2 separate regions of the Homo sapiens genome follow, and region 2 is linked to region 1. Evidence: read pairs that join two places in POLR2A ChIA-PET (ENCODE). Cell type or tissue: PC-9. All regions are shown on one strand.

What was found. Peaks named below come from ENCODE experiments on the same cell type or tissue, not always from the same donor. Only the 100,000 strongest peaks of a DNase experiment are listed, where the experiment ranks them.
Region 2: POLR2A ChIA-PET joins it to region 1 with 13 read pairs; 3 of 35 experiments call an interaction of 5 or more read pairs at or near these places.

Annotation. Positions count from the first base shown.
Region 1 is chr5:131,994,378-131,999,377 of GRCh38, forward strand. The region is part of intron 1 of ACSL6 (acyl-CoA synthetase long chain family member 6); the gene reads right to left. Among named protein-coding and RNA genes, the nearest start is that of ACSL6-AS1, 6.7 kb to the right of the region's middle. RefSeq lists enhancers at 1-172, 717-1,260. In PC-9, no CTCF peak of the experiment used is centred here; a DNase peak (open chromatin) is centred at 2,024.
Region 2 is chr5:131,514,775-131,519,774 of GRCh38, forward strand. The region is part of intron 7 of RAPGEF6 (Rap guanine nucleotide exchange factor 6); the gene reads right to left. Among named protein-coding and RNA genes, the nearest start is that of RAPGEF6, 120 kb to the right of the region's middle. In PC-9, no CTCF peak of the experiment used is centred here; no DNase peak of the experiment used is centred here.

The sequences.
Region 1 (5,000 bases):
CAGAGTGCACCCCAGAAGCTGGCTACCTAGAAGGGCTTTTCCCAGGAAGAGGCCAGAACCTTCTGCCGTCACACCTGACAGTCAGATGTCCTGCCCACTTTTCCTGAGAATCATACGCTCAGGCCCTGGGCCATGGCTGACAGCTGCTTCCATATTTTCCAGGGCCACTGCTCTGGCAGCTCTGGGAATGATGCTTCCTGGACCTCAAGGCCTGGGTGCTCTGTTCTCCTGTGTGACAGCTGTCATAGCATTTTACTTATCTTTGCTCCTGGGGTGTGGAGAAGAGGGAAGGGCAGCAGAAGTGCTCAGCACAGTGCCCAGGGGTGAAGGAATGCAGGCTCCTCCCTCTCTACCTCTAATCTCCCAACTCCAGGCCCTGACCCTGAGTGAGAGCGAAGTGGGGGCAGGGCAAAGACCGCAGATCAGCCCTGACAGATACTCCAGCCCTCATGATGTGAAGGTGAAGACCTATCTGACTGTATGAGCACTATGGCTCTGCACTGTCCCTCACCGACTACCAAGAGGACAACTGGCCCCACCATAACTGGGCCCTGTGCTATCCTCCCTGATCCCTTCAGCAAGTGTTCAGAGGCAAGGCAGGTGGCAGAGGAGAGCAGGTGTTAACCTGGTAGGAAGAGAAACCACGACTCAGAGAGAAATGGCTCAGCGGAGTGCTGTGTGCGCTCCCCGGGGGACCAACATCTCCTGCCATGTCACAGATGGCAGCCAGGGAGCCACCCTCACCCACTACAGCCCAAGTGGGTACAGTGGGCCCATCAGGGAGACATGGCAGATGCCCTGGGGTAGAGAGAGGGAAGGTCTCTGTGAGAAGCACTGGAGAATGGCTGAAAGAGAAGCAGGCCCCAGGGGCCTGCGGCATCCTCCTCTCGGCCACTAAGTGAGGCCGTGTTGGCACAGCAAATACACAGCCAGCTTGGCTCAAGGGTTCTGTACCTTGCTTGGAACTGAGGAAAGTATCAAGGGTGGGCCAGGTGATGGGTGCTGGCATCCCCAATGGGACCCCCTCATGTCACTGCCTAGTAGGACTTGAGGCTAGAGGCACCTACAGGTCTGCCAGCCCAGTGATGGCAGGGTGGGCTCAAGGCTGCCCTGTACCACCCCGAGGCACCCTCCTCACAGGCCCTAAGCCTTTGGAAGCATGGCTGTGCTTCCAAGAAGGGAAACAAGGAGAATGCAACAGTGGCTACTCTGCAGCCATGGGATATGAGCCAAAAAATTGCTTGACCCCTGAGAGAGGGGAGATCTGCTGAAATCCCAATAAATGGCATTTGTGTTAAACCATAACATCATGACACCGGAGATGAAGTCAGTGATGTGCAAAGTCATTGCAGAGACACACAAAAAGCCCTTCAGTTGTAATTCCTTCTCCTTCTCTTATGAGCAATGCAAGGTTGAGCCTATCCTTCTTCTCTGAACCTCCACTTCCCCATCTTTAAAATGAGGGCAGTACCATTTAGACATATAAAGCCCCTTGCACTGCATCTGGCATATTCAGAGGACTAAAGAGATGGTTAAAGTATATGCTTGTCAAACCAAGAGGACTGCTCAGCCCAGGACACATGAAAAGGGGTCAGGAGCAGGCCTGGTACAAGCACTGGGCAGAGGTGATTTGGCCTGCACACTGTGGCCCCACAGAAGGAGTTTATGCCCTGCAGATGGCACAGCAGGCTGAGTCCTGGGAACACTCATCAGCCACCCACAGGCTCTGGGTGAGCCTCTAGCCAAGTGTGGTATTTTCACTGAGCTCCTGAGCTGGAAATCCAGTTTTAACAGAAGCTTCCTTGAGCTGGGTCAGTTATGAGACCATCCTGGAGGAACAACCCACTCCTAGCATATCCATCCAATTCAGCTTCTGCATAATAAAGCAGAGGCCAAGTTATAGACCACAGTAGATTCACCAGGGAAAATCACTCTGGAGAAGACTCTGGGTAGGTGACTAGCTGGCCTTCTTGGGACATTTACTTCCTTAAGCTATAGATGGGAAGATGAAATCACAGCCAGGCCTATCAGATAAATGACTCACTACTTAGTAGAAAATCCAGACATGCTCACCAACTCGTAGGGTGGGTTCTGAGCTGATGGACATTTTTCTTGAAGGAGCTGAACTGACTTAATGATATGAGAAGCCAAGGACCAAGAAACTCATGCCTAGCACGAGGGCTCAGCTGTATACCCCAAAAGTTTTAAAGGGAACCCTGGAAGGATACCTCATTACCACCAGTCCCTGGTCCTTGGCAGATGCTCACAGACTCTGAGCTTTGCATATTGTGGCATTCGGTGCAATGCTAGAGTTTTTACAGAGCACAGCCCAGATTAGCCAAGTCATCCATCTGTCTTTCAACGCATCTGGCAGACCCTCACACAGTCCCTCTTCTCATCTAGCTCAGAGTTGGGCCTGCCCTCGGTCCCCTGGGAAGGACACATGAGGAAATGGGCAGTGTTATGATCAGACATGGGGAGCCAGAAAAGCTGCCTGACTTAGGTACGAGAGAGTCAGGGCAGGCTTCTGGCAGGAAGTGATATTGATCCTGAGAATGAAAGATAAAGATGAAAGGGTGGCCTGGCAGAGGAAAGTAAACATACAAAGGCTGGAGTTGAAAGAGCACATGGGACACTTAGGGAACAGAATATTCTGTGCAGAAAATAAAGCACTGAGCCCACAAAATCTCATACAAAGATCAGTGCTACAAGTCTGTGAGGCTGGCCTCTTGGATATGCTGAGCTTTCAGCAGTCACGGTATTACCATGGTCCTCAGTGGGAGGAAGAAGGGGACTTGGCCTAAAATTCCTGAGTTCCTGATGCCTGGGCAGCCTTTTCCTACACACTGTACTGTTTGACCCTCACAACAGCTGCAGGTACTCCCTCTAAGGTGGGAGAACAGAGGCTCCACTGGAGAAGCCACCTTGTTCAGCAAGCGAGGCACACAGTAAACAAGTAGTAGAGCATAGACTCAAGCCCAAGACTGCAGTCTCAATGCCAGCCCCTCATGTGGTATGGCCACCCCAACCCCTGCCAACATTGGGCCCACTCCCACAATCCATCCTTTCCTTCGCATTGGCACTGAACCCACAGACAACCAGCTCCAGCTGCCTGGAAGAGCCCAGGCCCAGGTTCAGGGGCTGGGGGAAGTGCAGGGCCACCAGAGCCTGTATGAGGGGACCAGCCAGTTGGGCCAGTCATTTGCTATCTTTCGCCATGGACATGGGTGGGCTTCTTCCTGGCCTTACATCAAGAACTCACCATCTTCTCCTGGCTGAGTCCTTCTCCTCCTACCTGGGGTGATGGAAGGCAGTGCGCAAAGGGCTTGGCTGCCCACTCCTCCTTGCAACTTCTACTTAGGTGCTCACCCTGAAGGAGGTATTTGCAGCAGTGGCAGCTCCTCTGACCTTGAGGCTGGGCCTGTACCCCACCTTGGCTGGGCAGCAACCAGAGGGTCTCGTTCTTTCAGGCTTATCGACCTTCTCAGTCAGAACTGCTTGCGTTTACACTGAGGTTCCCTTCAGACCTGGGAGCCACTGCAAGGCAGAGCTGTGAGTCCAGGTCCCCTGAGGACATGGGCCTCAGAGCCAGCCCAAGCCACCAAGCCTTTGACATGGGGAGGGCAGAGCCTAGGCCTTGGAGTCTGGTCTCATCTCATTATTTCACAGGGCCTTGGCCTCCTCTGACCTCCACACCTCTCTTTTGACCTGGGGTAGGGCTTGGTGGTCTCTAGGGTCCCAGCCATACTGCCTCCTTCCATACCCCAAGAGACTCTCTTGGCTGCAGCAGAGATGTGCATTGTGTGTGTGTCGGGGGCAAGAGGAGTGTGGACAGCACTCAAGGGAATCAGTGGTGCTGGTGTTGCCAGGTGAGTGACTGTGTTTGTAAATATTCACCTGGCAGGAGGACTCAGGCATGAACAAGCCACCTAACATGAACTAGCCACCTCCTCCTCTCTTCCTGGAATATCCGACATCTTTTTCTCCAGCACAGACCAGTTCAGAATACCAAGTGGTAGCTAAGGCTAAGGAAACTGGAACTTCCTCCCACCTCAGCATGGCCTCTGCTGATTTAGGGCAATCCAGCATGGGAGAGAACAGGAAGAAAGGGGCCCTGGTGGGAAATATGTTGGCTCCAATGTGGTGGGGTGGCAGAAGCAAAGCCCCAGAGCACAGTCACTGTGGAACTGGCCCTGGGGACCCTGACATGGCTCCAAGAACTCTCTGCTGGTCCAGCCTCCTAACCTCAATACTCTAGGCTTCATTGTCTAGCTGGATACCCGACCACTCCTCTCTACCCCAACGGCCCCAGGCCTGACAGCCACCACCAACCACAGCCCAGACTCCCATACCACCCTCTCCATAGGTCTCCTTGCTCTAACAGGTGCTTGCCCTGTTACCAAAGTTATTTCCTGATATGTAGATAGGATCATGTCATGCCACTGCTCAGAAACCTTATCTGGCTTCCTATTGCCTTAGGACCAGAGTCCAAACTAATGCTCACACTGAGGCTCTCCATGATCCTCGGATTCTTCCCTCCCCTTTGAATCACTCCAGCTTCCTCTGTATCAGCCTCTCTAATAGGGGTTCATATGATGGAGTTCTGGGCCTCTGCAAACTTCTGAGGTCTTCAAAACGGGTGGGGAAGCTCAAGCCCAGCCACCAAATCATCAAAGAATCTCCTCAACTCCAAGTGAAGAGCTCTGAAAAGAAAACTACAACCTCTCCCAGGGCCCAGGGACCCTAGCAAACGAGCTTGGGAGAGGACCCAAAGTGGGTATTCTGGGTATTCCGGTGCTGAACTGACCTGGGTCCAAATCATGACTCAGTCTCTTGATAGCTGTGTGGCCTTGGGCAGGTCACTTTGCCCCTCTGGGCCTCATCTCAAACAAGCTCATGGACAGAGAGTGCAGTGCCAGGCATGTAGTAAGGGAAACACTTAGTAGATAGCAAGTAGCTGAAGCAGTTACTCCATCTCTTTGCAAGCCAAAGGGGCTCAA
Region 2 (5,000 bases), 480 kb before region 1:
GTGGAAATATGTGGGTCAAAAGACACTCCGTATTCGTGAAGGTAGGGTACACAGAAGACTCATCCCCAGCCTTTCAATTAATTTATCCTAGCACCTGGGACATATCAGACCCTTAATTATGATAAATGAGTTAAGTCCAGGAAAAATATATATATTGGTGATAGGATTAAGACAGCATGAAACTTTTTTCTTTTCCTGACATATGAATGTGTCTCTGTATACATAAATATAATTTGGTGAGGCAGACAGTCTGAGGTGATTTTCTGATGACTCGGCCTTCCCCAAATAAACCACCAGAGGATATCCTTTTCCTGTTTCCATCTAGATAAACATGAAGCTACAATGAAGAGAACTATAGGTTGGAACTAAGAGTTATACAAACTTACAAAAACCACATTTTCAAATTTAGGGCAAGTGTTAAGCCTTAGACTTTCAGTGCCTCTCTTTTCTGTATTCCCATCTTTAGTATTTCATTTAACCTTTTCATGGACCATTTAGTTCTTAGGTCTTCCTGGTCAGGGTTAGAACTCTATGAAGTTAATCTTTCAGTCCAGGTTGACCCATTTCATAACCTCTACAACACGGCAGGCAGGCAAAATCAAGTCTCTTTTGCCCTGGATAATAAAGTTTTAGTTAGCAGAGATCTGCATTTTCCTTGAAGCCAATATTGGTTTCTACTTTCAAATATAATTCAGTGCAAAAAAAGAATTTCTAGAGTACTTCCTAAATGCCAACACTGTGCCTGACTCACCATGGGATACAAATTTAAGACATCAACTCTGCACTCCATAAATTTACTCTGGTGATGAAAAATGTCAAGTTTACAAGTAACTACCAAAAAAAGCAGAGAGAAAAAGTGACATGTCCGAGAGAAAAACTGCTGAGGGATTCCAAGGAAGGAGACATTTCTTCTTGTTGGAAAGACATGGGAGATAACATGAAAATGTCATCTTCATGAAGCTACGGGTAGAAGAGCATGATTAAAACACAAGACTAGGAAAAGGCAGACATGTTCAGGGAATAACGTACATATGTGATGGGGCAGAATCTAGAATGTGTAAGTGGGGGAACAGTAAAATATAAAACTACATTGTAGTTAGAGGTAAAAGGCTTGGAATTTAAAATTAAGAGTGTAATTTAGATAACAGTGAAGAATTAAAGCTTTTTAAATACAAGAGTAATTAAAAATCAGAGCAATTTATTTCAAGTGGGAGTTTAAAAATGATAGTCAAAAGATGATAACAGATTTTGACTAGGACTCAGATGATATCCTTTTTTTTTTTTTTTTTTTTTTTTTTTTTTTTTTTTTTTTTTTTTTTTTTTTTTTTTTCTGTGACGGAGTCTTTCTCTGTCACCCAGGCTGGAGTGCAGTGGTGCGATCTTGGCTCACTGCACCTCTGCCTCCTGGGTTCAAGCGATTCTCTTGCCTCAGCCTCCTGAGTAGCTGGTGCATGCGCCACCGCACGTGGCTACTTTTTTTTGTATTTTTAGTAGAGATGGGGTTTTGCTATGTTAGCCAGGCTGGTCTCAAACTCCTGACCTCAAGTGATCCACCGAACCCAGCCTCAGATGATATTCTTAACAGAAATATTAAAGAAAGGTGTAAGAGAACATGTGGTGACTTGAGTTGACAAAAGAACATACTGGTGAAAACGTGGCACCAGAGTTCTGAAGAGATTGGCACTCCGAGCTGTGCATTAGGAAATCATGTTGCCATAGAGGTGGTAACTGAAGTCTTGGGATTTTTAAGAACACGCTTACTGCCTATATAGAAACTGAAAAGGTAGGTGGTGGATAAATGTGTGTCTGGAGTTGTTTAAGAATGAGTTAACAAAAAGACAACATGCTTTTGTTCAAGAGTCAATATTTCACAGTTTTCCAGCTCATGGAAAAGACTGAAATAAATAGAAAAAGGAATCTAGAAAGAAGTACTCCTTATTCTCTTGAATACTCTTTGAAGATGCAGAAAATATTCTATCTAAGAACACTCTTACACCTTAATGTATACTTTAAAATTTTAATCTATGCTGATTAGAAACACATTCACACTGGAATCATTGATTTGCCTTTTTTTCCCTCCACACTATAGTACATGCTATATTTTGAAGTTTCTTTGAGGGCCAAGGGCTTTTATTTTTAGACCAGAAGACATGAAAACTCTCAAGAAGGAAATGCATAGAAGTGTAGCCACACATTTGGCCATATAAAACAGTGTAAACAGTTTTCCTGTTAAGAACTGCTGTCAGGAAAACCAAATCCCGCATGTTCTTACTTATAAGTGGGCGCTAACAATTGGGTACACATGGACCTAAAGATAGGAACACCAGACACTGGGGTCTATTAGGGCAGGGAGAGAGGGGCAAGGGCTGAAAAACCACCGAATGGGTATTATGCTCACTATCTGGGTGATGGGATCATTCGAACCCCAAACACTCAGCACCACGCAATATACTATGTAAGAAATCTGCACATGTACCCCCCTGCATCTAAAATAAAAGTTGAAATTATTTTTAAAAATTGGGGAGACATCCATTTTTCTGGATAAGAAGACTCCACGTTAGAAAAAAATGCCCAAATTAATCTATATATAGTCTTCTGCCCCACAAAAAAAGCTGGATTTCACTTGAAACGTTTCTAAATTTCTAGAAGAATAAAAGCAGAAACACTAAAAAAAAATTGCTGTTAGGATATCTTCCCCTCAACTGTCCAAATTAAAAATACTTCTATCATTTCACAAGGCTTTTCTTATGGTGTTAAAGGCTAGGTGTTCACTTAAAAAATCTCTCAAATGCTAAAATTCAAATAACTAGACAAATCACTTCAGCTATCCCAGGCTAAGATACATACATTGGCAATGTACACCTGTAACTAAGGGGTATATTCATAGCTCCAAAAGGGAATCTAAAGGCAGCCTAAGGTGAAAGGAAAGATCAAGGGTCCAGTACTGATATTTAATTCTTCTCCTTGTTTATTCCCGAGGATCTGATTGGAAACATTCGCGCATGTACACACACACACACACACACACACACACACACACACACACACAAAATTTAGTTAGACATTTCTCTTACCCATGGATTAAAATTATAGAAATCTTGTACTTTGGAGGGTATATCTTATCAATCTATTATAATTCTGTGTTTATTCCTTTTACTCTCCTTTAAATATTTTCCAATTTTTTTTTCAACTTTTAACTATACAATCTATTTACGTCCTCCTTAATATTTGTTAAATAAATAAAAATGTTCGTTTAAGAAACATAATAAAAACTACCCACAAACCCACCACTAGTAGAAAAACACTGTTACTAACTGGTGTTCTTGAACTCGGATTTACATTCTGTATCTACAAGTATAACATATTTAAGTATACAGGTATATATATTTATTTAACGAAATATAAATAAAATGTTAAAAATACCTACTTATCTCATAGATATGATATATAAGATTTTATACATATGAGATATAAAAAATATATAAGTATGTAGGTGTATATTTTTATGATTTTGATTTTTTTCCTTTTGTGTTTATCTTTATTGGCTTCTTTTTATTTTGGCGTTTATGCTGTTTCTATCTTTTGGCTATGGTCCTAAAGTTAACTGTTATGTCAGAGTTTGAAATTTTTTTTTTTTTTGGAGACGGAGTTTCACTCTTGTTGCCCAGGCTGGAGTGCAATGGCGTGATCTTGGGTCACCGCAACCTCCGCCTCCTGGGTTCAAGTGATTCTCCTGCCTCAGCCTCCTGAGTAGCTGGGATTACAGGCATGCTCCATCACCCCAGCTAATTTTTTATTTTTAGTAGAGAGAGGGTTTCTCCATGTTGATCAGGCTGGTCTTGAACTCCCGACCTCAGGTGATCCGCCCACCTCTGCCTCCCAAAGTGCTGGGACTGCAGGCTTGAGCCACTGTGCCCAGCAGCAGAGTTTGAAAATTTTTATCTTCTTTGACTACTCTTAAAAAATTTTATCTTAGGTTTTATATATTTGATGTTAACATTATTATAAGTTTCTTCTTTAAATTTCTTCATTCCTATTTTGGTTCTAGAGTTTTATCTTATTTATTTTATCTTTATTCCTTTTATCTTTTCATGCTCTCTAAATTCATTCCCACTTTTATTGGTTAATTTATAAGTTTCATTGCATCATATTTTTTTAAACTATATGATTCCATTTATATGACCTTCTGGAAAAGGCAAAACTATAAGGTCAGAAAAGAGATTGGTGGTTGCCAGGGCATAGGATAGGGGTCAGGAGAAGGTACTTGACTGCAAAGGGTCATATGGATACTTTCTGAGGTGATGGAAATATTCTACATATTGATATAGGCTATGCCATGGTCCTGCAATAGAACACCTCCAACCAACACCAGCAGGTGTACTCCAGTCTCATCCTCAGGTTGTCCAGCTAAAAGGGGAGTAATCTGCAGGTGCTAATATAAGTGCAATGCTCCTATAGGAGCTCCTGTAGTATCTTTGCAAAGATGTAGGGACCAACTGTGTACAGTCCATCTTCTAGTTCACAATAAAGCATTGGTCTTTCCAAGTGACCTTGAATCTTAATCTGTGCACTATCCTGGCTTAGAGATGTGGATATCCCAGTGATACCAGGTTCTTATAGTTTTTCTTGTCTTTTCTTCTTTTTTGAGACAGAGTCTTGCTCTGTCGGCCAGGCTGGAGTGCAGTGGCATGCTCTTGGCTTGCTGCAACCTCCGCCTCCTGGGCTCAAGCAATTCTCCTTACTCAGCCTCCCAAGTAGCTGAGATTACAGATGTGTGCCACCACGCCCAGCTAATTTTTGAATTTTTCGTAGAGACAGGGTTTCACCATGTTGGTCATGCTGGTCTTGAACTCCTAACCTCAGGTAATCCGCCCGCCTAGGCCTCCCATCCTATAGTTTTTCAACACTAAACCTCTGTGTATAGTCTTAGAAAAGTCCAGATATTCTCACATGTCCTGAGAGAAATCTACAGCCACATCCCTGAATTTCACTGATCCAGG